Regions from separate parts of the Homo sapiens genome. Here all the other regions are linked to region 3. Evidence: chromatin contacts called from ENCODE Hi-C or POLR2A ChIA-PET data. All regions are on one chromosome and are shown on one strand. Each heading gives the region's core, a stretch centred on a gene start or an enhancer-like site at or near the end of the contact. The rest is flanking DNA. Distances are from core to core; before and after follow the strand shown.

What was found. A loop is a pair of places that touch in the nucleus more often than their neighbours do. ChIA-PET counts read pairs that join two places held with the same protein, here RNA polymerase II (POLR2A). Pooled maps may share reads with other maps.
Region 1: a loop to region 3 is called in a map of naive thymus-derived CD4-positive, alpha-beta T cell, with 20 times the contacts of the local background. The contact joins the promoter of KCNH3 here to the promoter of TUBA1A in region 3. A Hi-C loop is called at or near these places in 1 of 168 maps with a recorded cell type or tissue (naive thymus-derived CD4-positive, alpha-beta T cell) and 6 of 50 pooled maps. POLR2A ChIA-PET finds 5 or more read pairs at or near these places in 2 of 52 experiments (CD8-positive, alpha-beta memory T cell and naive thymus-derived CD8-positive, alpha-beta T cell).
Region 2: a loop to region 3 is called in a map of naive thymus-derived CD4-positive, alpha-beta T cell, with 10 times the contacts of the local background. The contact joins the promoter of PRPF40B here to the promoter of TUBA1A in region 3. A Hi-C loop is called at or near these places in 1 of 168 maps with a recorded cell type or tissue (naive thymus-derived CD4-positive, alpha-beta T cell) and 10 of 50 pooled maps. POLR2A ChIA-PET finds 5 or more read pairs at or near these places in 2 of 52 experiments (CD8-positive, alpha-beta memory T cell and activated T-cell).
Region 4: a loop to region 3 is called in a pooled map, with 3 times the contacts of the local background. The contact joins the promoter of FKBP11 here to the promoter of TUBA1A in region 3. A Hi-C loop is called at or near these places in 4 of 50 pooled maps. POLR2A ChIA-PET finds 5 or more read pairs at or near these places in 5 of 52 experiments (CD4-positive, alpha-beta T cell, GM12878, OCI-LY7 and 2 more).

Annotation. Positions count from the first base shown.
Region 1 is chr12:49,534,222-49,540,548 of GRCh38, reverse strand. It overlaps KCNH3 (potassium voltage-gated channel subfamily H member 3), which reads right to left and starts at 1,519. Exons shown (of 15, transcript NM_012284.3): 1 at 1,057-1,519. The coding sequence starts at 1,132. RefSeq lists enhancers at 590-1,399, 1,400-2,211 and silencers at 1,529-1,708, 2,439-2,558.
Region 2 is chr12:49,619,661-49,626,579 of GRCh38, reverse strand. PRPF40B (pre-mRNA processing factor 40B) reads right to left here and starts at 3,019. Exons shown (of 26, transcript NM_001031698.3): 1 at 2,987-3,019. The coding sequence starts at 2,989. It also overlaps a transcript of FAM186B not described here and the pseudogene HIGD1AP9. RefSeq lists silencers at 2,804-3,303, 4,164-4,213 and an enhancer at 3,884-3,973.
Region 3 is chr12:49,187,676-49,193,791 of GRCh38, reverse strand. TUBA1A (tubulin alpha 1a) reads left to right here and starts at 4,712. Exons shown (of 4, transcript NM_006009.4): 1 at 4,712-4,815. The coding sequence starts at 4,813. RefSeq lists enhancers at 4,824-4,943, 4,442-5,033.
Region 4 is chr12:48,920,970-48,927,863 of GRCh38, reverse strand. It overlaps FKBP11 (FKBP prolyl isomerase 11), which reads left to right and starts at 2,372. Exons shown (of 6, transcript NM_016594.3): 1 at 2,372-2,564; 2 at 2,753-2,818; 3 at 3,216-3,303; 4 at 3,608-3,641; 5 at 4,012-4,082; 6 at 5,663-5,901. The coding sequence starts at 2,436. The coding sequence ends at 5,880. DRC2 (dynein regulatory complex subunit 2) reads right to left here. Exons shown (of 8, transcript NM_033124.5): 7 at 6,782-6,894; 8 at 6,288-6,696. The coding sequence ends at 6,421. RefSeq lists enhancers at 2,007-2,106, 3,367-3,426.

The DNA.
Region 1 (6,327 bases), core at 270-2,769, 350 kb before region 3:
GCCCCACCTCTACTTCTGCCAGGCTCACCCACTAGCCAGGTACCCAGGTTGGCTGTCTGGCTTCTCCCACTGAGACACACCTAGACTGGAGGCAACCCCAGACCACCATACATCCTGCTGTCTGTGTTTTAGCCCTAGCTGCCTGACCTGGCTCAGGAATTAGTGAATGTGATCAAGAATGGGGGTGTAAGAATGGTGACTGAGCACGGGAGCCAGGAGCCAGGAATGTATTGGGGAGTGGGGGGCACTGAATCAGCAGGCTGCAGGAGCCAAGCACACTGGCAAAGCAGATGGAGGAGCCCGGAGTGGGGAGAGCGCAGGGCTGGGCTCCCACCCCCTATCAGGAACCGGAGACCAAGGAGGACCTAGGCAGAGAGCTGGGAAGCCCCACGGGGGATGTGAGGGAGAGGAGGAGGGAGGGGCTTTCATCACTTCCCCTGTGCTCAGAGCCCCCAGAACCGGGGATCCAGAGCTCGGGGCGCCTTCTCCAAACTTCCCCAGTCCTGATGGGAGTCCCCAAACCATCTTCTTGGGGCTAGATGGCCTCCCCAAGTCTAGGGGGTTCAGGCTATGAGACACGGGGCTTGGACACACGGTGCTCTCCCGAGTGCCGCCTACTCTTATCTCCGTTTGCAAATCTCTTTTCTAAATCTGTGTTTTGAGCCCTCTCAGCTGTCCCTGAGCACTGTTCACCCGCCTCGCCTTACCCCACCAGTCCGAGGGTAGTTGCTGCGACAGCGCCAGACGCAGGGGTGGGATGGGTCAGACTGACTAGGTTCGGGTTCGAGACCCGGCTAACAGAGAGCATCCCAGGACCCACACCCAGGGACTTCTGGCCCTGTTGCCTCGCCTGAAGCAGTGTTGACCCCGAACCTTCGAACCTTCGGGGAAACAGCGCCTAGCAGGAGACGATGGCCCCAGCCTCAAGAGGGGCGGGTAGGGAGGAGAGGGTGAGAATAGGCTGGCGCCAAGCTGGGCTGCTGGGGGTTCGGGGAAGGCGGGAGCCCTGGCGAGGGTCCGGCGGCCCGGGTGCAAGTGGGCGAGGGTCGGACTCACGCGTGCCGTCGAAGCGCGTAGCGATGGTGTCCAGGAAGGTGTTCTGCGGCGCCAGGAGGCCCCGCATGGCCGGCATCTTAGGCGCCCGCGGCTGCCCGCCCCATCCCTCCGGGGTGCGGGGACTCCGCGCCGGGGGAGGGCGCCCAGCTCGGCCGCCCCCCGCCGGGCCCCGCGCTCCCTAGCGCAGCCGTCGGGGGGCAATGCGCAGACCGGGATCCGGGGTCGCGCCGGACGCTGGCGCGCGAGGGGGCGTCCGCGCCGTCGGGGCCCGGAGCATGGCGCGCGGCCCCTCGCGCCCTCGCCGCCCACAAATCCCGGGCTCCAGGCCCCGCGGCCGCCGCGCTCTCAGCACCTCCCGCCGCGGCAGCGGCTCGCGTGTCGGCTGCGGGTGGGCTTCCGCTCGGCTTCGCTCGGCGCCGGCTCTCGGCAGCTCCCTCCGTCTGTCGGGGAGAAGCTGCAGCCTCCCTCCCTCCCTCCCGCGCCCGCCGCCTGCACCGGGGTAACCATGGAGACGGGGCACACCCAGCCAGGGCCGCCTCCTTAAAGGGACAGGCCTCCCGCGGAGGGCTCCCCTCCCTTCGGGACCTCGGCGGGGGCGGGGAGGTGGCGGCCGCCCTGATCCCACCCCGCGGGCCTCCCCGCCCGTACCTCGGAGAACCACTGGCGAGCGGCCGGCCCCCTTTGGCTCACTCGGCCTCAGCCGCAGAGGGGAGGCGTCTTTCTCTGCAGCCCGGGGGCTCTCCGAGAGCCTCCTAGCAGCCTCTCCTCCCCCGGCGGAATGGGAGGGGGGCTCGGGGCGTGGGGGGCAGGGGACGCATGCTGTGGAAGATGCTCTCCCCGAGGAAAATGCAGTGGGCAAGGGGACAGGGCGACAGGCGCAGGTGAAGGCCCTGCGGCCAGCGGAGGCCGGCGCTCTAGAGGGGCTCCAGCCGCACCCGGGAAATCTAAAAGCAGATGGGGCGGGGGTTCTGCGCGCACAGCTGCCCGGCCCTCGAGACTTTCTCATCCTCAACTTGACGCTCTGGAAAATGGATCCAGCTGCTCCTATGAGGTGTCTCCGCAAGCAGGAGCTGCCTGGAAACCAGAGGGTGGGTAGCCCTAGGAGTAAGGGTCAGACGTCCTCCGTGTGACCCCGTGGGCGGAAAGGGTGTGTGGTGGGGAGGGGAGCGCCAGACCCCTTGTCCTGCCCCTCCATTTCCCTCTGGCATTTGTCACCTCTTGCCTCTCCTAAGCGCGCTAGAGGGTCAGGTGGTAAATACAGGGGACCGGCAGGGGTCAGACACTGCGAAAAAACTTCCGAACCTTGTGCGTGCGGGTCCTGGCACCAGGAGAGCGAGGAAGGCCGAGCCCCGCGCCTCACGCAGCTCGTCCTGGAGAGCTCCGCGCGGCGCCGCGCGGGGTGCTGCCCTGGGGCGGCTGCAGGGAGCCCCTTCCCGGCGGGGCGGAGCCGGGCCCGGGGCGGCCGTCTTTTCTTGGCCTCCCGCGCTGCGACGGTCCCCCGGACTTGCCTGCCAGCGCCGCTCCTCCTCCCTCCCACGATTTGCCAGCGAGCGCGGCTGCCGCCCGCGCCCAGAGGAGCCGCCGGGGCCAAAACAGCAATTTGTTCCCTAACGAGCGAAGCGGTAGGCTCAGCACCCCCATCCCTCGAGACGCACTCACAGTCACCAGCATCAGAAAGATGCTACCCCTCATCAGCGACGAGAGCCAAAGCCCCAGGCACCTGTATCTAAATGAGCTGGCGCTTTGGGAAGGGAGGACGCGCTCCTCCTTCTCCGGTCCTGTGAAGCCTGGAATCTGGTCCCCAGGACGAGGAGTGACCCTGAGGAGTGACCCTAAGGAGTCGGGAGATCCTACTCCCATCTCATCCCCAGCCTTGGCTGGATCCTGGCTGTAAAGTAATCCCCTCCCCCAGCCGTTCAAGGCTTCCTCTCCAGGCGGCGGTCCAGCTGTCTACTAAAAAGAAGGACATTTTAGGAGTCAGTTCACTTTGAGACAGGATAAGGCCACAATTGAAATCACCCACCCACTTGGGAACCAGGTCTGCCACTTGCTGTCCCTGTGATTAAATTTTTTTTTTAATTTTGGTCTGTGTGAATTTTTTTTTTTTTTTTTTTTTTTTTGTGACGGAGTCTCCCTCTGTCGCCCAGGCTGGAGTGCATTGGAGCTATCTCTGCTCACTGCAACCTATGCCGACCAAGTTCAAGCAATTATCCTGCCTCAGCCTCCCAAGTAGTTGGGACCACAGGCATGCGCCACCACGCCCCGCTAATGTTTGTATTTTTAGTAGAGATTGGGTTTCACCATGTTGGCCAGGCTCATCTCGAACTCTTGACTTCAGGTGATCTGCCCGCCTCAGCCTCTCAAAGTGCTGGGATTACAGGCGAGAGCCACCACACCTGGCCTGTCTGTGTGATTTTTAAAGGCAAGTTATTAACCCTTCTCTGACTCAGTTCTCTCATCTGTAAAATGCGGATGCTAATAATAACATCAGAGGGTCGTAATGAGGATTCAATGAGTGAGTATGTGTAGAGGATCTAGAACAGTGTGTGACACCTGCAACATGTAAATGTTTGTTGTCTGATTTTGAGTCTCCTAGGAGCCCTGTGAAACAGCCAGGGTGGGGGCTCCTTATGCTCCATTTCACAAAGGAGGAACCAGAGCTGAGAGAGAGGGAGAGAGGAAGAAGAAGAAAGAAGAAAGAAGAAGAAGGAGGAGAAGGAGAAGAAGGAGAAGAGAGAAAGGAGGAAGGAGAAAGGAGGAAGGAAGAAGAAGGAAGAAGTTAAGAAGAAGAAGAGGTGGAGGAGGAGGAGGAGGGGAGGGAGAGGGAGAAGAGGAGGAGGGGGAGGAGGAGGGAGAGAGAGACTTGCTCAAGGTAACAGAGTTGATAAATGACACAGCCAGGGTTAGAACCCTGACAGTCTCCCAGCCCTAGGTCGTTGGGTCTACCTCTCTCTAGCCTAACTGTGTGGGCACTCAGAGGACTGGTCATCTGGGCTTGTGTAGCATGTCTGGGTGGCCTTACACTTATCCCTGTAAGGCCTAAGTGTTTAGACTTTCAGGCTTCCAGCTCACCTGCTGGGGCTGGTTTTGGGCATTAAGCCAAACCAGACACCTTGGGTTAGGGTGATCAGGGTGAGATGGAATGTGTGGGGTGCCCCTGAGGATTACAGCAGCTTACACTTATTGAGCATTAACTTTGTGCCAGGCACTGTGCAAAGTGCTTTACTTGGATCGTCCCATTAATCTTCATAATAACGCTATGAGCTAGTTATTAGCTATAACTGCCAATTCACGGATGAAAAACTTGGGGCAGCGAGGTCAAGTCCCTAGTCTGAGGTGCACTGCCTCCTCCAGCAGCTCCAGGCACAATGCCCATGTCACCCTTTGCTGCCCTGGTTCCCACTTCCAGGAGAAGAAAATACACTAATATTTATGGAATGTTATTACCATTCTTATTGCAGAGTGAAAAGTCAAAGGCCTGTTTGGGCCTTTAAACCCCTTCCCCCATTGCCCCTCAAAGAACTCATGTGAATGCGTACTGGGAGGGGGTACCGCCACTGACCCTTTCCTTTATGTGGCCTGTTTTAGATGAGCGTGATCAGGCACAGGATCTCAGCCCACTATCCTCTCTCTTCACCTTTACCCAGTCCCTCAGATCTTCCTGCCAGACCTGGCTTTTGTTTGTATGGATTCCCCCAGCTCTTAGTCACAATTCCCTATCTTTTTTTTCTATTCTTTTTTAATTTTTATGTTTTTTCTTTTATTCCTTTTTTTTGAACGGAGTCTTGCTCTGTCACCCAGGCTGGAGTGCAATGGCATGATCTCGGCTCACTGCAACATCTGCATCCTGGGTTCAAATGATTCTCCTGCCTCAGCCTCCCGAGTAGCTGTGATTACAGGTGCCTGCCACCATGCCCAGCTAGTTTTTGTATTTTTAGTAGAGACGAGGTTTCACCTGGGTTGCCAGGCTGGTCTTGAACTCCTGACCTCAGGTGATCCACCTGCCTCGGCCTCCCAAAATGCTGGGATTACAGGCATGAGCCACCTTGCTTGGTCCTCTTTTATTCTTTTAATTCCCTATCTTTTCCTTCCATCTTTCCTCCAGCCCCCAACCCACATGCACAAAGGGCAGGGACCCACATTTAGGAGAGAGTAAGACGGGCATTGGGGAGTTGAAAATTGAGCAGGGCCCTGGGAGATGGGCACCATAGTCCTCCTCACTGTAACTCCTTTTCCTCTCCCCTTCCGCCAGCTCTTGACGCATTTGGCCGTGGTGGGGAGTCACAGGGAGGGGAATGTTGAGGAGGATCCCTGTTCAGAGATGCTCAAAGCCTCTGTCAACAAGAAACTCGGGAGGCTGCATTTTGGAGCTGCCGTGGGAGGCCTGTGGGAGTATTAGCTACAAAAAGGAATATGGAGAGACAGTAGGGAAGCGCAAAGCAAGGAAAAAACCGCTCAAGACACAAAGGATGGAAAAAGTCCCCCTACCCCGCAACCACAAAGCGCAGGCGGAGTCAGACACTGTGCTCAGGGAGTGGGAATAGGCGGCTGTCGAGGAACAGAGCCCAGGGGCCCCTCCCCTCTCCCCGTCTCTTCCCACTCTCTCCACCTTCCTCTCTGGAGGTCCCCAGGCCTGAGCCTGGCTCTCAGCCAGCAAGGCCAGGCTCTGCTTCTAAGGTGTGTTGTATGGTGGGAAAATCTTGGGCTTTCAAGTCAGACTAGTTGGGGTTCCAATCTAGCTCTGCCACTGGCCAGCTGGGAGACCCAGGGTGTGCAGAGGTACTTTATCTTGCAGAGCATCGGGTCTTTTGATTTGTGAAATGAACCTTAGCCAGCTGTTATTTTTAAAAAGCCCTGGCCTGGCCGGGCACAGTGGTTCACGCCTATAATCCCAACACTTTGGGAGGCCGAGGTGGGCGGATCACTTGAGATCAGGTGTTCAAGGCCAGCCTGGCCAACATGGTGAAACCCCATCTCTACTAAAAATACAAAAATTAACAGGGCATGGTGGTACACGCCTGTAATCCCAGCTACTCCGGAGGCTGAGGCAGGAGAGTTGCTTGAACCCAGGAGGTGGAGGTTGCAGTAAACTGAGATCGTGCTACTACACTCCAGCCTGGGCGACAGAGCCAGACTCTGTCTCAACAACAACAACAACAACAACAACAACAACAACAACAACAACCACCACAACCAATCTCTGGCCCTCGGTGCTGGGACCAGGGAAATGAGCTCAGGATGAAGCCTGAGGGTTCCCCCTCCCCACCAAAA
Region 2 (6,919 bases), core at 1,770-4,269, 430 kb before region 3:
TTACCCTCAAGTGAAACACATTTCTTTTATTCTACAGTCTCATGCTTTGTTCAAGATGATCCAATATTCACCTCCTTCAGGTTACCCTTATGACTATCCCACACACATACACACACTCCTACCTGTGTCCCTTCAGGATAAATGATGCACTACTTTGCAGAGTGACATGCTACTCTGTGAATGTTTGCTGGGTGTTTCATGTGGGACTGCTTGTCTCCCACTCATGTGGGGATTTCCCTACATTCAGGGATTGAGTTTTCTCCTTTTATACCTCCCCCAAGTGTTTAGTCAGGGCCCTGCACACAAAGTGCTGTGATAAAATGCAGTCTCATCTCTAACCTTATTAGATTTTTGCATACTGGAATATCCTAAAATGCACTTTGAAAACAGTGTATACACGTGTGCATATGTACATCTGTATAAATTCTCTGACATACAGGCTGTGACAGAGAGAGGTAGCTTGGCAGAAGTCTTTGTGGCTTGGAAAAAGGAAATTGGATTGAAATGTTGGCATGAGAAAACCTAATAAAGCTAACTGTATACAGTCATCTTCAACTTGGGATGAAGACCTCTGGCCAGGATTCAGACACTGGCCTATTCTGGACAGTTCCCCACAGAGGACAGAACAATGGAATAAACATAAACTACTACAGAACTTCCAAAGCCCTTCCTTCGCTGAGCTTCCCGTGTTGTGTCCCTGCTTTCCTGAAACACCCCGTCCCTCTCCTACCTGCTGCAGTGCCATAAAACTTTGGGTCTTATTTTATTTCTGGGTGAGAATATGAAGACATTAACTAGTGACAGGGAAGGATATAGAAATGGTTGCTGAAAGAGAAGCAGATCCTGTGTCTTCCCTGGAACAAAAACACATTTGTGGGCTGAGAGATGATGAAGAGACACTTGATCATCTGATCATCATATGTTCACCTGGGCCAGTGAGGGGCCACCCCTTTCCCACCACCAAAGATGCAATCAATACTTCTGGGACTTCACATCTAAGGGGCATCTCAGAACTTAGCACTCAGAAGAATAAAAGGAGAAAAGGACAAGAATGGAGAGGCAGTAGGAAAAAAAACAGAAAGAGGGAATGATAACAGCTAATAGCTAATATTTACTGAGCACTTATTATGAGCCAGATACTGTGTCAAACACTCATTTAATCCTGGCAACCATCTCAGAGGTTATTATTCCCATTTTACAGATAAAGAAACTGAGGTTCAGAGATTAAGTAACCTGACCAAGGTTCCAAGACATTAAATGGGAGAGGCAGGTTTGGAATCCAAGCAGTCTGACTCCAAAGCCTGTGCTTTCAACCAGTTCACAAAGCTGCCTCCCAGCAAGGATGATGGCGCCACAGATGATACTGCTTACATTCAGATACATTTCCTTTTTTCTTTTTTAACCCCAATCCTTACACAATCCAGAAATCCTCAGCGAGCCAGGTGTTCCCAAGGTCTGCTTGGTCTGACTCATTCCCACTTCCTGAAGATGAAGGCTGGGAGGCACATCTCTCAGAAAGTGGTAGCCATCATCAAAAAAAAGGCTGAGAGACCAGCTGGTTACCCTGTGATCTACCTGCGGCCCTTCTTCAGCTGCCCCAAACAGCACCTGCCCTTCCGTTTCAAAGACCATCCTAGTTTCCAACTTTCCTGGACCAGCCCTACTCTTCCTCTTGCTCCCCAAAGATCTGCCTTACTAGAAAGTATCTTCCTGTTGCTTTTTTTTTTTTTTTTTGAGACAGAGCTTCGCTCTTGTTGCCCAGACTGGAGTGCAATGGCGCGATCTCAGCTCACCACAACCTCTGCCTCCCGGGTTCAAGTGATTCTTCTGCCTCAGCCTCCAGAGTAGCTGGGATTACAGGCATGGGCCACCACGCCTAATTTTGTATTTTTAGTAAAGACAGGGTTTCTCCATGTTGGTCAGGCTGGTCTCCAACTCCTGACCTCAGGTGATTCGCCCGCCTCGGCCTCCCAAAGTGCTGGGATTACAGGCATGAGCCACCGCGCCCGGCCCCTGTTGCTTCTTTCTGATCCTGCCATCTCATCACTCTCCCTCTGAAGAAGCGAATGTTACTTTTGGTCTCCATCATTGTGGAGTTAGGTTTCAACCTCCTCCTCTCCTTAGAGTTCTTCCATCCCTCCAACAGGATAAGGCTAGCCAGCCCCAGCCCGGCAGGCTTTCTGTCTACCATCCCCCCGCACCCGTGGGGATTTCTCCAGCCCCAGCCCAAGGCCTCGCCTCCATCTTCATCCTTTCCTTTGCTTCCCTACCAAACCCATTCTCCTAAACTTCCTCCTCAAAAACCTATTCATTTAGACCCTGGAAGAGATCTGGGATTTAATTTTCATGCATTTCCTTTTTAAAAAAATTGATGGGAAATCTGAGGCCCAAAGAAAGGTAGTGACTTGCCCAAGGTCACACAGAGTCGTTAGTTTGTTGATGGCCTGGGCTGGGAGCCCCTTTCTTCAGAGGCCCCCTCTCCACCTCAGGAGACAAGCTCTTGCAAATGCAGGAAGGTGAAGCAGGGAGTCCCCAAGTGGTCTGAGGAGCACCCAGGCTTCCAAAGGGAACGGGCGCTGGGGCTGGGGGAAGGGCATGTCGCACACCAAATATCCCAGGAGGGGAAACTGGTCCCCACCTGTCCCCTGGTCCCCTCAGTCCCCTCATCTCCGCCCTCTCTCTTCTTTCCCGATCTTTCTCCGCGAACCCACCCCCACCTCTCCCAATCCCACTCTTCACCCAGTCCCGCCACTCTCGCACCTTTCGCCCCCGGCCAGGCTCCATCATGGCCTCCCCCGCCCCTTCGCCCCCAGTCCCCGCCCCCATCCCCCCTCCCGGGCTCTCTTCCCTCACCCTTGGCCTCCCTCGCCCTCCCCGGGGTCCCAGCTATCCCCAGCGGCCTCCCCGCCCCATCGGCCACGGCCCGGGCCGCAGGGGGCGCTGTGGGACCGCCCCGAGCCCCTCCACCCCCGCGCGGGGATGTTACCATGCCAGAGCCTCCGAGCAGCTGGGCCGGCTCAGCCCACCCGCCAGTAAGAGCCGCTCTGATTGGCCAGGCCGCAGCCGGGAGGGCGGGGCCGGCGGGGGGTCGCACCCCTTCGTGGCCGGGGCTCCGGTGGCTCCCGCCGGCGAGCGGGGCCCCAACCGGCCCGGTGTGTTCGGTCCCGGCCCCGCCCCCCCGGCACGGAGAACCAGGCCCCGCCCCCGCGCCGCCGCGTCCCGGGTCCGCCCCCCGGGGGGCGGGGCACGCCTGCTCCCGCCTCTGACTGACGGTCGGGGGCCGGCGCCTCTGCCTCTCCCCGCTGCCTGCGTCCTGGCTTCGCAGTCGCCGGCGCTCCAGGAGCCGAAGCGTTCACGCAGTGTGTAGGGTGCCTTTGCGCTGCACAGCGAATTTAATTTGCTGTGTAGCTCTTTTACAGTACTTTTAAGTTAGTTAACTCCAGAACTATTTGTTGAGCACCTGTGAGGTGGCAGGGTCTGTCTCAGGGACTGAGCACACAGCAGCTTGGAAAAAAAAAAAAAAAAAGACAAATCCCCGAAATCACGCCCTTGTGGGGCGTACACGTGCTTCTCGCGTGACCCTGAAGTTCACTTTTGGGACCTGGCTCCCACTGAGCGCTGAACTCATGAGAGCAGGGCCCACTCTTTGACAGAAGTTAAAAATGTGAGGTACATGCTTGCTGTGCGGCTGAGGAAACTGTAACCTGGAGCTCTGCGGGGAATGCGCTGAAGGCCTTGGGGCTGGAGAGTGACAGGCCCCAGGCACACGGGTGCAGAAAGGCGCTGACCGCCAGCCTGCAAAGCCCCGCAAAAGGCGCTTCCTGTTCCCTTTATTCCCCCCTCACCTGAGCCGGGACTCGCGTGATGCCGTGCTAGGTTCCTGAGAGCCAAAGAACTCCGGAGAGGTAGAAAAACTCCTGACACGAAGAGTTAGAGGTGACACCTGGGAGGAAAAGGAAGTGGGATTCACCCTTGTGGGCTGCTGTAGAGAGAAAATGCTTTGTGGTTTAATCAAAATGATACCCACATGGTCTCAAATGAAGGCCCAGCTCTGCGGTTTTCTTTTCTTATTTGAGGCAGCGTATTGATCTGTCACCCAGGCTGGAGTGCAGTGGCACAATCAGGGTTCACTGCAGCCTCAGCCTCCTGGTCTCAACCGGTCCTTCTCCCTCAGCCTCCGAGTAGCTGGGACTACAGGCGTGTGCCACAACGCCCGGCTAATTTTGTAACTTTTTGGAGACGACGTCTCCCTGTACTGCCCACGCTGGGTCCTGTGGTTTTCAAACTTTTGGGGGAGGTGGGGTGAGGAGACTGGCGCGCGGCCCGCAGCCGCCGCCGCGGCAGGAGAGGGGAATGGAGGGGGCGGGCGGGGGGAGGAGGACGGACCACCGGCGGCCTCTCCACCGCTCCCACCTTCCCCCGGGGGCTGCCGCGATGCCAGCGCAGCTGGGGCGATTTTCAAACTATTATTGAGATCTCTAAGTATAGCAGAAGTGGTCCAGAGGTTCCGTGAACTTTCATGAATTGCATTTTTATTTTTTAAATGCTTTTCTTTTCTTTAATGAAATATTTCTTAGAACATGTACACACATATAGAATCGAATAATTGTACCAGATTTGTTAAGACAAACAGCAGAGCCCTGCCCCCATCGTCTTCCCCTCTCTGGAGGCAACGTTTTCACCTCTTTTAGCTGTTTCTTCTGGCATTTACCTTCACATCTCCGGCCTTCCCCCAGCTGCAGCCCTCCCCACAGGGCAAGGGGTCCAAGGGGATTTGCCCATGCAAAGCACACTTGCCCAGGATTAGACCATATTCTGAATACCTAGGACCCTGGAATTCCCTGCCCAGCTTCCTCCTTGGGTCTGTCCTCCCCAGGGAGACCTTCTGTTTTTTCCTGCACAAACTTTTATTTTTCCTGGAATTAATAATCTTGTTTTTTAAAATCATTTATTTTCTATGTATTTCTCACAAACTCTACCTCAAATTCTTCCCCCAGTTGCTTAAATTTCCTCTCAGAATATCTAGATATAGCAGAGAATTCTCTCCATTTCATCTTCTTGAAGACATCACTGCTGGAGACTGCTGACCTTCTCCAATCTGACTGTTCATCCCCTCACCTTGCTGCACATCTGGCAACCTGGCATCTCTTTTCTCATTCTCCTGGGCATGTTCTTTGCCTCATTCTTTTGTTGTTGTTGTTTTGTTTTGAGACAGAGTCTCGCTCTTGTTGCCCAGGCTGGAGTGCAGTGGCTCACTGAACCTCTACCACCCGGGTTCAAGCTATCCTCCTGCCTCAGCCTCCCAAGTATCTGGGACTCCAGGCATGCGCCACCACACCCGGCGAATTTTTGTATTTTTAGTAGAGATGGGGTTTCACCATGCTGGCCAGGCTGGACTTGAACTCCTGAGCTCAAGTGATCTGCCTGCCTCGACCTGGCAAAGTGTTGGGATTACAGGCGTGAGTCACTTTGCCTGGCTGCCTCACTCTTCTGTGGGATTTTTATTTGCCATATTCTATGCTTTTCTTTTCTTTTTTTATTTTTTTGACATGGTCACTTATTTTTATAACAATACATATACCATGTTATCACCATGGAATGTAAATTCAGGTTAGACAAGAGAATTTCACAAGTGTAATGGCATTCTGTAGTATAGAAAAGCATGTGTATAATGTCTGTTCAAACCAGCTTGCTTATAAATCATTAATTCCATTATAGGTAATATGTTTAACGTTTACAATTCTTACGGAGAAAATAACATTTTCTCCATTTAAAAAGTGTTCTTCAGTTACCTTCCATGAGTGCTTGAAATACATGTTTCTGTTTCAAGATGACATTTAAAAATTATCCTTATATTACAGCAGCAAATACAGATATCTACAATTACAAAAGAACTAAACTAGAATTCATAAGTTATTCTCATGTTTACAGTTATGATTCTTTAATAAATGCTACTACTATGCAGCTCTATTGTAAGCTTCCTAGATTTGATTTAAACACATACACATATATACTTTCAGCTGTGGGAGGTTTTACAAGTTATATTCCATGCACTTTTTTTTTTTTGTATTTTTAGTAGAGATGGGGTTTCATTGTGTTAGCCAGGATGGTCTCAATCTCCTGACCTCGTGATCCACCTGCCTTGGCCTCTCAAAGTGCTGAGATTACAGGTGTGAGCCACCGCGCCCAGCCTCCATGCACTTTTTTGACAGAGTTCTAAAAGAGCCAGCCAGTCCACAAGACAGGCAGAAAAAAGTTAAATTAACTGGGGCAAATAGAACTCATATAACATCCAAAACATGCAAGATTCTGCAGCAAACTAGGAGTACTTCAGGGTTGGTTTGCTATCTTCTTTAGAACTAATTTTATCCTAACAGTTTAAGAAGGTGGACATTTCAACACCATCTTTTAGGTGACATGTTTCTTTTGTGTTAATTTGACTCCCCTGAATGACCTAGTTAGTAAACTAGTCACTAGTAATTCAGTCACCAGGCAAATCAAGCCTGCAAGAAAGAAGGCCAGTATTCACAATGCCGTGTTATCAGCTGAACCCACTCAAATAGTTTATTTTAATCATTAATATGTAGCTTCAATAATGAGATGTGGACGCGGTGGCTCATGCCTGTAATCCCAGCACTTTGGGAGGCCGAGGTGGGTGGATCACTTGAGGTTAGGAGTACAAGACCAACCTGGCTAATATGGTGAAACCCCGTCTCTACTAAAAAAAAAATACAAAAATTAGCTGGGCGTGGTGGCGATCACCTGTAATCCTAGCTACTCAGGAGGCTGAGGCAGGAGAGTCACTTGAACTCGAGAGGCAGAGGTTGCAGTGAGCAAGATTGTGCCACTGCACTCTAGCTTGGGCAACAGAGCAAGACTCCATCTCAAAAAAAAAAAAAAAAAAAAAAAAAAGAGATGT
Region 3 (6,116 bases), core at 3,463-5,962:
GCTTGAACCTGGGAGGCAGAGGTGGCAGTGAGCCAAGATCATGCTATTGCACTCCAGCCTGGGTGACAAGAGCGAAACTCCGTCTTGGAAAAAAAAAAAAGAAAAAGGAATTCATCAGCACCAGGCACAGTGGCTCCCACCTGTAATCCCAGCTACTGGGGAGGCTGAGGTAGGAGGATCACGTGAGGCCAGGAGTTTGAGACCAGCCTAGGCAATATAGCGAGACTCAGTCTCTAAAAAAAAATTAAAAGTAAATAAATAAATAAAAGAAGTCATCGGCATATAGGAAGGATTTGAAGCCTTGGGAATGAATGCACTTGCCATCCACCAAAAAGGTCTAAGACCACATAGAATAAAATGAGGAAAAGGTCTAGGACTGAAGCTTGAGGAATTCCAACGTTTGAAGATTAGGGAAAGGAGGAGGAACCAGCAGAGACTGACCAGAAACAAAAATGTAGGAGAGAAACCCAGAAAATGTAGAGTTTTTGAGGCTAAGGGAAGAAAGTGTCTTGAAGGAGATAATAGTCAACTGTGACAAAGCCTGTCACAGGTCAACAAGAGCTAAAATGTGTCCAGTGGATTTAACAACTAAGATAGACCAGGCACGGTGGCTCACGTCTGTAATCTCAGCACTTTGGGAGGCTGAGGCAAGTTGGCCACTTGAGGCCAGGAGTTTGAGACCAGCCTGGCCAACATGAGGTAACCCCGTCTCTACTAAAAATACAAAAATTAGCTGGGCGTGGTCGTGGGCACCTATAATCCCCGCTACTTGAGAGGCTGAGGCAGGAGAATCATTTGAACCCAGGAGGCAGAGGCTGCAGTAAGCCGATATCGCGCCACTGAACTGGAGTGAGACTCCATCTCAAAAACAAACAAACAAACAAAAAACAAACAAGGAGGCACTTTAAAGGAGTGATAGGAGCAGAATCCAGTTTGAAATGGATTTAAGGATGAATAGGAGGTGAAGATGTAAAAAAAAAAGTGTTCAACAACTCGTTTCCCTCGTAAGTTATGATACACGGAGTCATGAAATAGATCCCCTCTATTGGGATCAATTGCATGGCCCCTCTCCAAACATACACACGTACATGTCATTCTCAAACCTATAGGAATGTACGTGTCTCAATTATTCCAATAAATTGGAAGATTCTAGAGAAAAGAGACCATGCTATTACCTCTGAATTCTTCACCACCTAGGATGGTCTTGGGCTTACTCAGTAAATGCTTGCTGATTATAAATGGTAAAATACTTTATTAAATATCTTTTTTTAAGACAGAGTCTCACTCTGTTGCTCAGGCTGGAGTGCAGTGGTATGATCTCAGCTCACTACAACCTCCGCCTCCCGAGTTCAAGCGATTCTTATGCCTCAATCTCTACAATAACTGGGATTACAGGCACAAGCCACCACACCTGGCTGGTGTTTTGTTTTGTTTTAGTAGAGGTGGGGTTTCGCCATGTTGGCTAGGCTGGTCTCGAACTCCTGAACTCAAATAATCCCCTGCCTCGGCCTCCCAAAGTGCTGGGATTAAAGGCATGAGCCACTGCGCAAGGGCTAATTTTTATGTTTTTGATAGAGACAGGGTTTCACCATGTTGTCCAGGCTGGTCTCAAACTCCTAACCTCAGGTGGCCCACCACCTTGGCCTCCCAAAGTGCTGGGATTACAGGAGTAAGCCACCGCTCTGGCCAATATCTTTACATTACTAAGCATGATAATAGGTAATGAAAATCTGCACAGGCCGGGCACCATGGATCATGCCTGTAATCCTAGCACTTTAGGAGGCTGAGGCAGGTGGATCACCTGAAGTCAGGAGTTCAAGACCAGACTGGCCAACATGGCGAAACCCCGTCTCTACTAAAAACACAAAAATTAGCTGGGTGTGGTGGCCAGCACCTGTAATCCCAGCTACTCGGGAGGTTGAGGCAGGAGAATCGCTTGAACTCGGGAAGCGGAGGTTGCAGTGAGCTGAGATCATGTCACTGACTCCAGCCTGGGCAACCGAATGAGACTCCATCTCAAAAAAAAGAAAGAAAGAAAGAGAGAAAGAAAGAAAGAGAGAGAGAGAGAGAGAGAGAGAGAAAGAAAGAAAGAAAGGAAGAAAGAAAGAAAGAGAAAGAAACTGCACAGAGAGCTGTTCATTTAATTGAGCAAACATGTAGTGTATAACGTCTACTGTAGTTAGGCACTTTGACAGGAATTAGGACTTACATTTTAATGGAGGAGAAATGTAGACATGTGAATAAATGATTAAAATTCTACAAATATTATGAAAGAAGAATGTTTTATGCTAATCTTACTGTGTACAAGAATGAATCCATTAGCAGAATACTTGTACATGTATATTGATGTCAAATTTTTTTAAATGGCAATAAAAATAAGAGATGAACTAGTAAAAAAAGTATTGTTTTCCTTTCCACAGTTTGAGTGCTATTAAATCAGATAATAAAGAACAAAAATTATAGATTAGTTATTTCCCCGATCTCTTGTTTATATATTTGAGATTATCAGTGCCTAAATAGTCTATTTCTGACCTAGATCTTGTTACATATGCCCAAGCGGAGGGAATAACCCTCATTTACATAAGGAACAGAATGGCTCTGAGATAGAATTTCAAAGAATCAACCACGTGAACCCTCCTCTCTTTTATTTAATCCTTTGGAAATTGCATAAAGAACTGAGACTATTGGATAAGTGACATATTTCTTAATTAATCTTTTTATATTGTAAAGAAAATAATGTTCAAACTCTGCTTCTCATTCCAAAAAGACTTGTACATGTTACTATAGTCCAATAGTGTCTGATATATTTTATTATTAAAATTGTGAAAGTATTTTGAATGAGCTACTTATTAATCCTTATGCTTCCTTATGCCATTTAATTCTTATTTTTGTTAAATATATTTCTGGGTTCTGAAAGAAGCATTCAAATACCTAATCCTCCTGTCTCTTCTGAAATATACTTTTTTTTTTTTTTTGCTAAAGAAGTGGAGATAAGATGATGTTGAGGATTATTTTTTCCTAGGAAATATACAATAAGTAGATAAAATGATTTTTGCATTTTGGATATTATTTTTTTTCCAGAGAATATTACTGAAGCAAAATTGATCAAGTAAAGCAGAACTGTGGATGGCAGGCTAGAAAAATCTGTGGTCGCCATTGTCACACCACAACCTGCAGCAGCTGTATTCTCAAGTCCCTCCCTCCCACGCCCTTCTTAGCCTGCCAGCCTAGCAGGAATGAATGGGTTCCGCAGAGCACTGTGTGAGTAGTGCTGCAGACCCTGAAAATTTGTCTCTGAAAACCAAAAGGAAAAATTATTTGTAAAAAATAAATTTTCAACTTTAGTGGCCAAACTTATTTACCTCTGAAATTTCATCACCAACATCCAGTGGTACGAAGTCCAGTGACTTACTCCGGATCGTTGCTGAGAATGGAGGCTTCCTAAATATCAAGATAATTTTACTCCAATTTATTTCCTAGGGGTGAAAGCAAAGCCTTTTTGTCCCAAGGGACAACTGAGCAACCACCAGAGTCTCTAGCTGAACAGCAAGGGTGTGAGGCCGGCTAAAATTCCCACAGTTAGAAGCCCACTCGCAGGAGGATATTTACCAAATTGACATAAGAACTACATAAAAAGGAAATGCGTTTATTGAGCTGATGTTTCACAGTTGTCTGTGGATGGAGGCGACATTGCAAAATTCTTTTTACATTATATTATTCTCTTCTTCTTTTTAATTTGGTGTATTGGTTATTACTATTATTTTGCTTGTTACTTTCCAGACAAAAGTCCAATTCAGATATGTAACTGCACACATGTAGTACTAACTTCTGAGCTCAATTATTTCTCCTTGTATTTTCCCAATTTTCTATCAGGAAAGATGATTCATTCCAAAGGACAATGTACCATACAAAATGTGTTACATAGACTTCTCATAAAAGAATACCTCTAGTAAACCATTATAACTACTCTACGTTCACTTGCTCTTGATTATTGCCATGTTAGAACTATTTGTTCGCTTCTTTATTTAATATGGTTATTCTTTCCATCTTCCAGTTTTGTTTAGCTATTCGGGTGTGCGTGTGCCTGCAGAAGAAGCTCTGAAAATAAGTTAGTTGAACCTGAGAAACCATTTGGAATGACCGTATGGCTAAATCTTTTTTTAAATTAAAAAAATCACATATACCCAGGCCATTTCGAGCATCATGCCGATTTTCCCTCCCACTTTACGTTTAAAGCAATTAGAGATGTTGAACCCTAACAAAATGTAGTCGAGTTTAATATACTACGAGGGAGGGGCTGGCAGTCATTTTCCTTTAAATATTTAATCTAAACATAAATTGTTATTAAGGGTAGGGGGAAAAAACCTCACATAGATAATTTTAACTGCAGTTTGAGGTTTAAGCAACAGAAAGTCTTCTAACCCCAGTCCCCTTTCTTCTCCTTCCGCCCCTCCCCAACCCCGCCCCATAATGGATGCTCGGCCGACTGCTTCTGCACGGTCTCTTTGTCTAAAGGATGCAAACAGTCTACGGATGCTAGAGAAAAAGGGGTGGGGGAGAGATTACCTCATCCCACGTCGCTTGCACCAATCACCAGTCTCCTGTCATGGCTTCTCTGGGCAGATTGGGGGTCTGGACCAACAGGAAAAGGCCCCGGCCCATCCCCATGGTGACCGAGTTGTATATAGGGAGCCGCATCCGCCTATGTGCCGCAGGTTCTCTTACATCGACCGCCTAAGAGTCGCGCTGTAAGAAGCAACAACCTCTCCTCTTCGTCTCCGCCATCAGCTCGGCAGTCGCGAAGCAGCAACCATGGTGAGAATCGGCTTCGGCTCTTTGTGGCCGTTGGGTGGAGTCAGCGCCCCCAGGCTCTACTTGGAAAACCTTTAAGCTCTTTTCTTTCGTAAGCTCTCTGGGCGAGGGTGGTGGTATGTTTTGTGAGGTTTAGCTTAGCCCCAAATCCTCAAGCCCCGCCGCCGCCGCAGTGCGGGTGCAGGAACCGGGCCAGTACTGCGCCCAGGGCGCAGCAGAGCGCTGGGGAGGAACAAAGGCGGCGCCTAGGCGCCTGTGTTATCCGAGAGACTTTCGGGGGCCGCGGGCAGCCCGTCTGCCGCGACCGAGGGGTCTGGGGCGTCCCGGCTGGGCCCCGTGTCTGTGCGCACGGTTTCGCTGATGCTGAGGGGCCACTTTCTGTCTCGCGTTGTTCTCTGGGGACCGGGAGAGGAGGAGGCACCCAAAAAGAGCGGGGGCGTTGGGCGAGCTGGGGGACGTGGGAGGGGGAACGGGAACAAAGCGCAGCCTAGGGTTAGCGTGGGAAGACCCTCCGCGGTCTTTGGCGTTTTGGAAAGATACCCACACATTCCCGGGAAAACATGGTGAGTTTCTGCCGGAGCCCCCGGCAGCGGGTGTCAGGGCGGCGCAGGGGCGGGGTTGTTTGTTTCTGGCTTCTATGGCGTTGGAGCCACTGGGCGGGGTTCGCCCTCACTGAACCTCTTCTGTCAGGAGCTGACTGAAAAAAAAACAAAAAAACCTTTCATCATTGCGGAACTGTAGGCTCCAAAAGGGTTTTCTTCACTATTATAAGTTAGATGACTTTTTTTTTTCTTGAGCAAAATCATAATTCACTTCACAAGCTCTTTAATGTCTGGTCTGGGGACGCCCTGCCCTGACCGACTGAAGTGTGTGTGTGTGTGTGTGTGTGTGTGTGTGTGTGTCTGTGGGACGCCCTGCCCTGACCGACTGAAGTGTGTGTGTGTGTGTGTGTGTGTCTGTCTGTCTGTCTGGACTGCACGTTCAGCGAGGGAGAAAGCCCACTTTGTGAGCCCCAGGGTACCCTGATGGTCAGGACCCAGGGAAACGCCCTTCCCCGCCGCCCCCCCGCCCCGCCCCCACCACATCAGCGAATAGACAATGAAAGTGGTAGCCCTAAAGACCACAGAGAAGAAAACCTCTATTGGATGCAAAGAATATGAATATTATGTGATGGGTAGAGAATCTCAGGATGAAAATACTATTTTGTTGTTTTAAATAAATATTTCATTATCCTTCCACTGGGCTTTTATTCTTTGGTACCTTTTCATGTGATGCTTGTTTCTAACTTAGGAACTTTTGTGTGT
Region 4 (6,894 bases), core at 1,123-3,622, 260 kb after region 3:
TGGCATGGTGGCTCTGCAATTAACAAGGACTTATGCTTCTTTTTGCTTCACCATCCTAGCGTGCAGCTTCCATCCTCATGGTCATCTCATGGTCTAATATGGCTTCTAGAGCTTAATTCATCTCATCTGCATTCCAGATAGCAGACAGAAGGAAGGAAAGATGATTAGGGGGAGAGAGAGCAGCACAGAAGGACGCTTTCTAGTTAACTCTTTAAAGGGCCTTCTTGGAAGTCCAGGACAATACTTCCAACACTTCTGTTTATGTTCTCTTGGCCAGAACTTAGTCAACTGGCCATATCCAGCTTTAAGGGAGACTTGGAGTTTTGTGGTTTTTTTGTTTAACTTAAAAAATATCTTGATACGTAATTCGCAAACAGTGAAATGCACAGATTGTAAGTATACAGTTTGATAAGTTCTGACAAATGCATACACCCATGTAACCCACATCCTTCTGAAAATATAGAGCATTTCATCACCCCTAGAAATTCCCTCCTGCTGAGGGGACTTTTTTTTTTTAAACAATACAAATGAGAGATAATGAAGGCTTCTTATCCTGAGGTGGGAGGGTTGTAGCTATGGGAATGGAAGGGAAGAGCTGGAGAGACTTTGGAAGGAGAATCCAGAGTAGACCCGTTGGATGTGGGAGATGAGAGAAGAACGAATGCTGGTAGCAGAGCCACTAACAGAAACAGGAGATAGGGAGGAAGTCTAGGTTGTTGCAGGTGGATTGGAAGAATGAGTACAGTTAAGACTGTTGGCTGGGCGCATTGGCTCACGCCTGTAATCCCAGCACTTCGGGATGCTGAGGCTGGCGGATCACGAGGTCAGCAGTTTGAGAGCAGTCTGGCCAACATGGCGAAACCCCATCTCTACTAAAAATACAAAAATTAGCCAGGCGTGGTGGTGGGTGCCTATAATCCCAGCTACTCGGGAGGCTGAGAGAAAAGAATCGCTTGAACCCGGGAGGTGGAGGTTGCAGTGAGCCAAGATCGTGCCATTGCACTCCAGCCTGGGCGACAAGAGTGAAACTCCGTCTCAACAAACAACAACAACAAAAACTTTTAAAAAGTGGGCTGGGCGTGGTGGCTCATACCTGTAATCCCAGCACTTTGGAAGGCCGAGGTGGGTGGATCACTTGAGGTTGGGAATTCGAGACCAGCCTGACAGACATGGAGAAACCCTGTCTTTACTAAAAATTCAAAATCAGCTGGGCATGGTGGCGCATGCCTGTAGTCCCAGCTACTCGGGAGCAGAGGTTGCGGTGAGCCAAGATCGCGCCATTGCACTCCAGCCTGGGCAACAGGAGCAAAACTCCTCCCCCTCAAAAAAAAAAAAAAAAAAAGAAATCTGGTGGCTCACGCCTGTAATCCTAGCACTTTGAGAGACCGAGGCAGGCGGATCACCTGACATCAGGAGTTTGAGACCAGCCTGGCCAACATGGTGAAACCCCTTATCTACTAAAAATACAAAAATTAGCCGGGCGTGGTGGCGGGTGTAATCCCAGCTACTTGGGAGGCTGAGGCAGGAGAATCGCTTGAACCTGGGAGGCGGAGGTTGCAGTGAGTGGAGATGGCACCACTGCACTCCAGCCTGGGCCACAGAGCGAGACTCCATCTCAAAAAAAAAAAAAAAAAAAAAAGTGAAGTCTTTACATAAATGGATTACGTGTGCTGCCCTTTGAGAAGTTTGTTGATGAAAGGAGAAAGGAAATAGTAGCACCAGAGGAAAAGATCAGGGATTTACCCTGTTCTTACAGGATAACAGCTCCTTGCTCTTTTCAGCTAGCTTTTCAAAGGACAGGGATAGGACAGCCCCCTGCCTTATTTCGGATACTTGGATCTATAACCTCCAGAAATTCAAGCTGAAGTAGCTGGAGGTCGGAGAGGAATGAGAACTGCCTGGGTGGGGTCTGCCAGCCAGACACTGCCAGGATAGCCACAAGGAGACGACTTGGAAGAACAGACAGCAACCACGTTGGACTCAGGCAGTCCTGGGTTTGAATCCTGTCTCTGTCACCACCTAGCCTGATGACCTTGGGCACATCCTGAGCACCCTGTGCCTTATCTGTAAAATGGAAACAATCATGCCGACCTTTCAGGGTGGTTTTGAGGATTAGAGACTAGCTCCTGACACACAGTAGGTAATCGTAAATGGGTGCTATTGTTTGGCCCGACCCACGTTATAGGACAGAACGTCTAACGGATGCGTCAGAACCTGCGCCCTCCGGATCTTGGAGGGTACAGAGGGCGCCCCTCGGCCTCCTCCCTTTCGGAGGTGGGGACAAGGTGGAGGAAGGGCTGCAGGAGGAGGAGCTCTAGCATCGCGACCCGCCCCGTCCCGTCCAGTCTGGCCTGGGCGCCGCGGGAACGCTGTCCTGGCTGCCGCCACCCGAACAGCCTGTCCTGGTGCCCCGGCTCCCTGCCCCGCGCCCAGTCATGACCCTGCGCCCCTCACTCCTCCCGCTCCATCTGCTGCTGCTGCTGCTGCTCAGTGCGGCGGTGTGCCGGGCTGAGGCTGGGCTCGAAACCGAAAGTCCCGTCCGGACCCTCCAAGTGGAGACCCTGGTGAGGAGATAGTCCCGACCCTCAGCCCCCGTGGGCCGAGCCTTGTTGGGTGGTAATACTGGGGTCTCAGCGAACCTGGGAGCCGGGAGGAGAGGAAGTGCGGGAACTGAGTTGGGGGTGGTGCCGGGTCTAGGGGCGAGAACGGGATCTTTGGAAGAGCATCCGTGACCCCTGTAGTCCGATCGTAGGTGGAGCCCCCAGAACCATGTGCCGAGCCCGCTGCTTTTGGAGACACGCTTCACATACACTACACGGTGAGGGGTCTGGGGGGCCGGGGCGGGGCCTGGGAGGGGGCGGCGCCCTGCTGAAACACGTCAGCTTTGGCTTGGACACGTGGCAAGCGGTTCGGGAGAAGAAACTCGGGGCTCTGGGGTCGTCGAGCACGTGGCGAGGGGAGAGACGTTGCTCTTCCGTGCCTCTTTTCCCTCCTTGCTTTTCTGCCAGTTCCTACCTGGCACGGAGAAGTGCAGGGTGGAGAGATCTCCGAGAAGCGCCAGCCTTCTGGGGCTTCCTGTTCCTTACAGCGGTAAGGGGAACGCTAGGCTGCCGCACTAAGGGGGCTGCCGCCGCCCAGCGGTCCAGGTGTGTGTTGCGCGCCTGCTGGGAGGGAGAGGGTGCTAGATGTATGCTCTTGATGCTCTCTCCCCCCAGGGAAGCTTGGTAGATGGACGTATTATTGACACCTCCCTGACCAGAGACCCTCTGGTTATAGAACTTGGCCAAAAGCAGGTGATTCCAGGTATGTGACCTGTGCCTCCCATTCCACCTCTTCCCAACCTAAGCCCTTTCTTAGCCTCTTCGGCTCCAAAGCTGCCCTGGAAATCCCCCCTGAAATGAGTAAGACCCTAGGGCTCTACGAGTTACCTCCTGAGGTTCAAACCTCACTTCTAGTACTCCACTTGTCCCATATCCTATTGGAAGCCAGAGATTTAAGAAGTGAGGGAAAGGTCAATTGAGGATGGAGGAGGAAGACTTTGATCTTCATGTCATGGGATTTGGGGAAGGTGGATAGCTTCCAGTTCAGTTGTGTCTTCTTCTTCAAGGTCTGGAGCAGAGTCTTCTCGACATGTGTGTGGGGTGAGTATCTCGGCAGGGGTGGGCCTGGGTACCCCCTTTGCATGGGTAGAGGCTTTCTCGGCCATCCTCACTCCTTAAGCAGGAGAATGTGGAATAAAGGACCCTGCTTCCCACTGGACAGGTCCAGGTCAGTGGGACCTCTGAGGGCATTCAAAGCCTCTGTGCCTCTTGCGCTGTTGCTTTTGTCGGGGGAGTTGAGGCACATGGGGAGATGGACACCTTTGCTGGCCAGCCTGTTTGGTGTTCAGGTGGAAAAATTCGTGTTTTGGGTGTGAAGATTCAGGGGGTTTTGCTGAAGGAGCTTCAGCTGGACTGAGGCTGCTGGCCTACCTCTCCTGCCTCTGGCTGTGACTGACATTCCTTCCCTCAGAGAGAAGCGAAGGGCAATCATTCCTTCTCACTTGGCCTATGGAAAACGGGGATTTCCACCATCTGTCCCAGGTAATCTGACTAGGACTCTCTCTCAGGCCATCAAAATACCCAGTCCCTAAGAGCTATAAGGAGCTATATACTTTGTTTGATGCTTGAGAAGATCCAGACCAAGTTTGTTTAGACAGATAGGAGTGGCTGGGGCCTCCATCTACAGGGCCACCTTTTTCCTCCTCATATCACCAACAGGGACTAAAGACAACCTGATGAGGCCACCTGGCATGACCTCCAGCAGCCAGTAACTTGTTAGGGAAGAGACCTGCTTGGGCCACATGGGTCTGCTGCCTGTGCCACCACCTTTCCCAGAACACTGGACTTCTTTCCTGCCCTTTTCTACAACTCTACGCTGTGTCAGCTGTACAGCCACCCCCCACCCCTTCCTTTCAGCCTCCATCAGGGAAGAGACAGTAAAAATAATCACAGTCAAGTGATTCAAAACAAAACAAAAAGCAACTGTTAAAGCCAAGTCTGCCCCATAACTTTAAAAGCCATCATTGGTCACTGCCGATGTCTATTTTTGAAGGGTTGAGATGGACAGATTTCCCAAGATGCATATCTTTTGCTTTCAGTTCTAACAAATGTTCTATTAGCTAAAATGTGTTGTACTCCACAGAGTATTGGGCTCGTAATTCTTTTTTTTTTTTTGAGATGGAGTTTCACTCTTGTTGCCCAGGCTGGAGTGCAATAGTGCAATCTTCACTCACCACAACCTCCGCCACCCGGGTTCAAGCAATTCTCCTGTCTCAGCCTCCCGAGTAGCTGGGATTACAGGCATGCGCCACCACGACCGGCTAATTTTATACTTTTAGTAGAGATGGGGCTTCTCCATGTTGGCCAGGCTGGTCTCAAACTCCCAACCTCAGGTGATCCGCCTGCCTTGGCTTCCCAAAGTGCGGGGATTACAGGCATGAGCCACCGCGCCTGGCTGGGCTCGTTAATTCTTATCCTAGTTCCAGCTTAGAGGAAGGCCTGGAAGGAGGGTAGGGGGACCAAGGAGAAACTTTTACCCAAAGCCCTATTACCTCCCCATTCCCAGTGCTGCTTATTTGTACCTCTTCTGCCCACTCATTTCTGTTCCACCTGCCCCTTTACTTCTTAAGCAGCATCCTCATCCTTCTTCCTCTTCAGCTCTTATGTTGAAACTCCTGTTATCTCATAATCACGTTGAATGTGCTCATTGGTTGGTTGATTTTTTAAAGTCTAGTTTAAATCCATTTAATTTCAGCCCTGCAAAGACTCTATCCGTGTGGTTATTTGGAAATACGATAAATTAGTAGTTAGTATAGAGGGTTCTCCCACTTACAAATGGAGAAGAGCCTGTACATTTCATATTCACAGAAAGTTTTCCTGCATTCAAAGACTTGTCACTGGACCCAAGCCACATGTGTAGTTGGGGTCAACATGATTATCACTGGACTCTGCTCGTAAATCCTCCTCTACTCTTGTCTAAAGGAATTCAAGCCCACATTTAAATCTTGTCAGCTTCATAGTTGTTGGCTTTGCTGTGGCCTACGCTCCCTATTTTCATTCAGATTCTGAGCCCTGGATAAAATGCAGAGAGTCTAACCCTCTCCACCCCTCTGCCTCTCCAGCGGATGCAGTGGTGCAGTATGACGTGGAGCTGATTGCACTAATCCGAGCCAACTACTGGCTAAAGCTGGTGAAGGGCATTTTGCCTCTGGTAGGGATGGCCATGGTGCCAGCCCTCCTGGGCCTCATTGGGTATCACCTATACAGAAAGGCCAATAGACCCAAAGTCTCCAAAAAGAAGCTCAAGGAAGAGAAACGAAACAAGAGCAAAAAGAAATAATAAATAATAAATTTTAAAAAACTTATTTGCATTCTTCATCTGATATTTTCTGAGACTGCCTTTGAAAGTGGGAATGAGGTAAAGGGCTGAGGAAAAAAGCATTGTGAATTGCATCTTGCCTGGCATGGGGGTGGTTGTAGGCCCTGGATCACCTCTTCCCCTGGCCTCCTCTTGCTGTCCTAACTGACTTTAAGGACCTGGTCTTGAGTCTTCCCATAGGATCTCTAGGTCCTTAAGGTATGGGTTTTGGCTCTCATGGTGCCCTGATTCTGAGGAGGGATGCTTAATTGAGCAGTGAGCCTCCTGGTAGTTGCCTAGCTGTTCTCTCTGTTCCCTGGGACCACAGTGTTCCTAGTGTCCTCAAAGAGAACTGCTCTGTCCAATATGGAAAAGATATAAAGAGCTCATAAACTCCATGGAAATTTTTAATAGCAACATCCCTACATTTCTCAAAAAAAAAAAAAAATCTCTAGGAGTTGAAAGATTTTTTTCCTTAGATCACAGGTTGTGGAAGATCATCTGGGCTGCTTCAATTATATTTTAAGTGGTTGGATGTTGTTTATCACCTGGATGGGCTATACGTATGGACAAGGGCTGGAGTAAGTTGCTTTGATAGTTGACTATAAAGAGTGGGTTGAGCTGGCTCAGCACTTCGTCACTCACTGAGATGCCATCCAAGTACTGCTTCAGCATCTCCCGCAGCTTCCCATTGATATCTAGCAGCTGGGCTCGTCTATGTTGGAGGCTCAGTTGCTCCAGTTTCACTTTGTTGTACCTTTTCCAGAAATTCTCCATTCCTATGTAGTCCACCATCACCTGGGAGTGGAGTTACAGGGAGAAGGTGTGCAGCGAGACCCATTAGCAAATGCTGCCCAATGCCCCACCATCCCCCGGGCTTTACCTTGGTGAGCTCCTCAGTAAGCTCTTCTAGATTATTCTTCTGAATCCCCTCCTGCTCCTTAGGAGTCAATACTGATGAATAAAAAGGCAGCACTTTTTCTTCTTCGGTTTCAA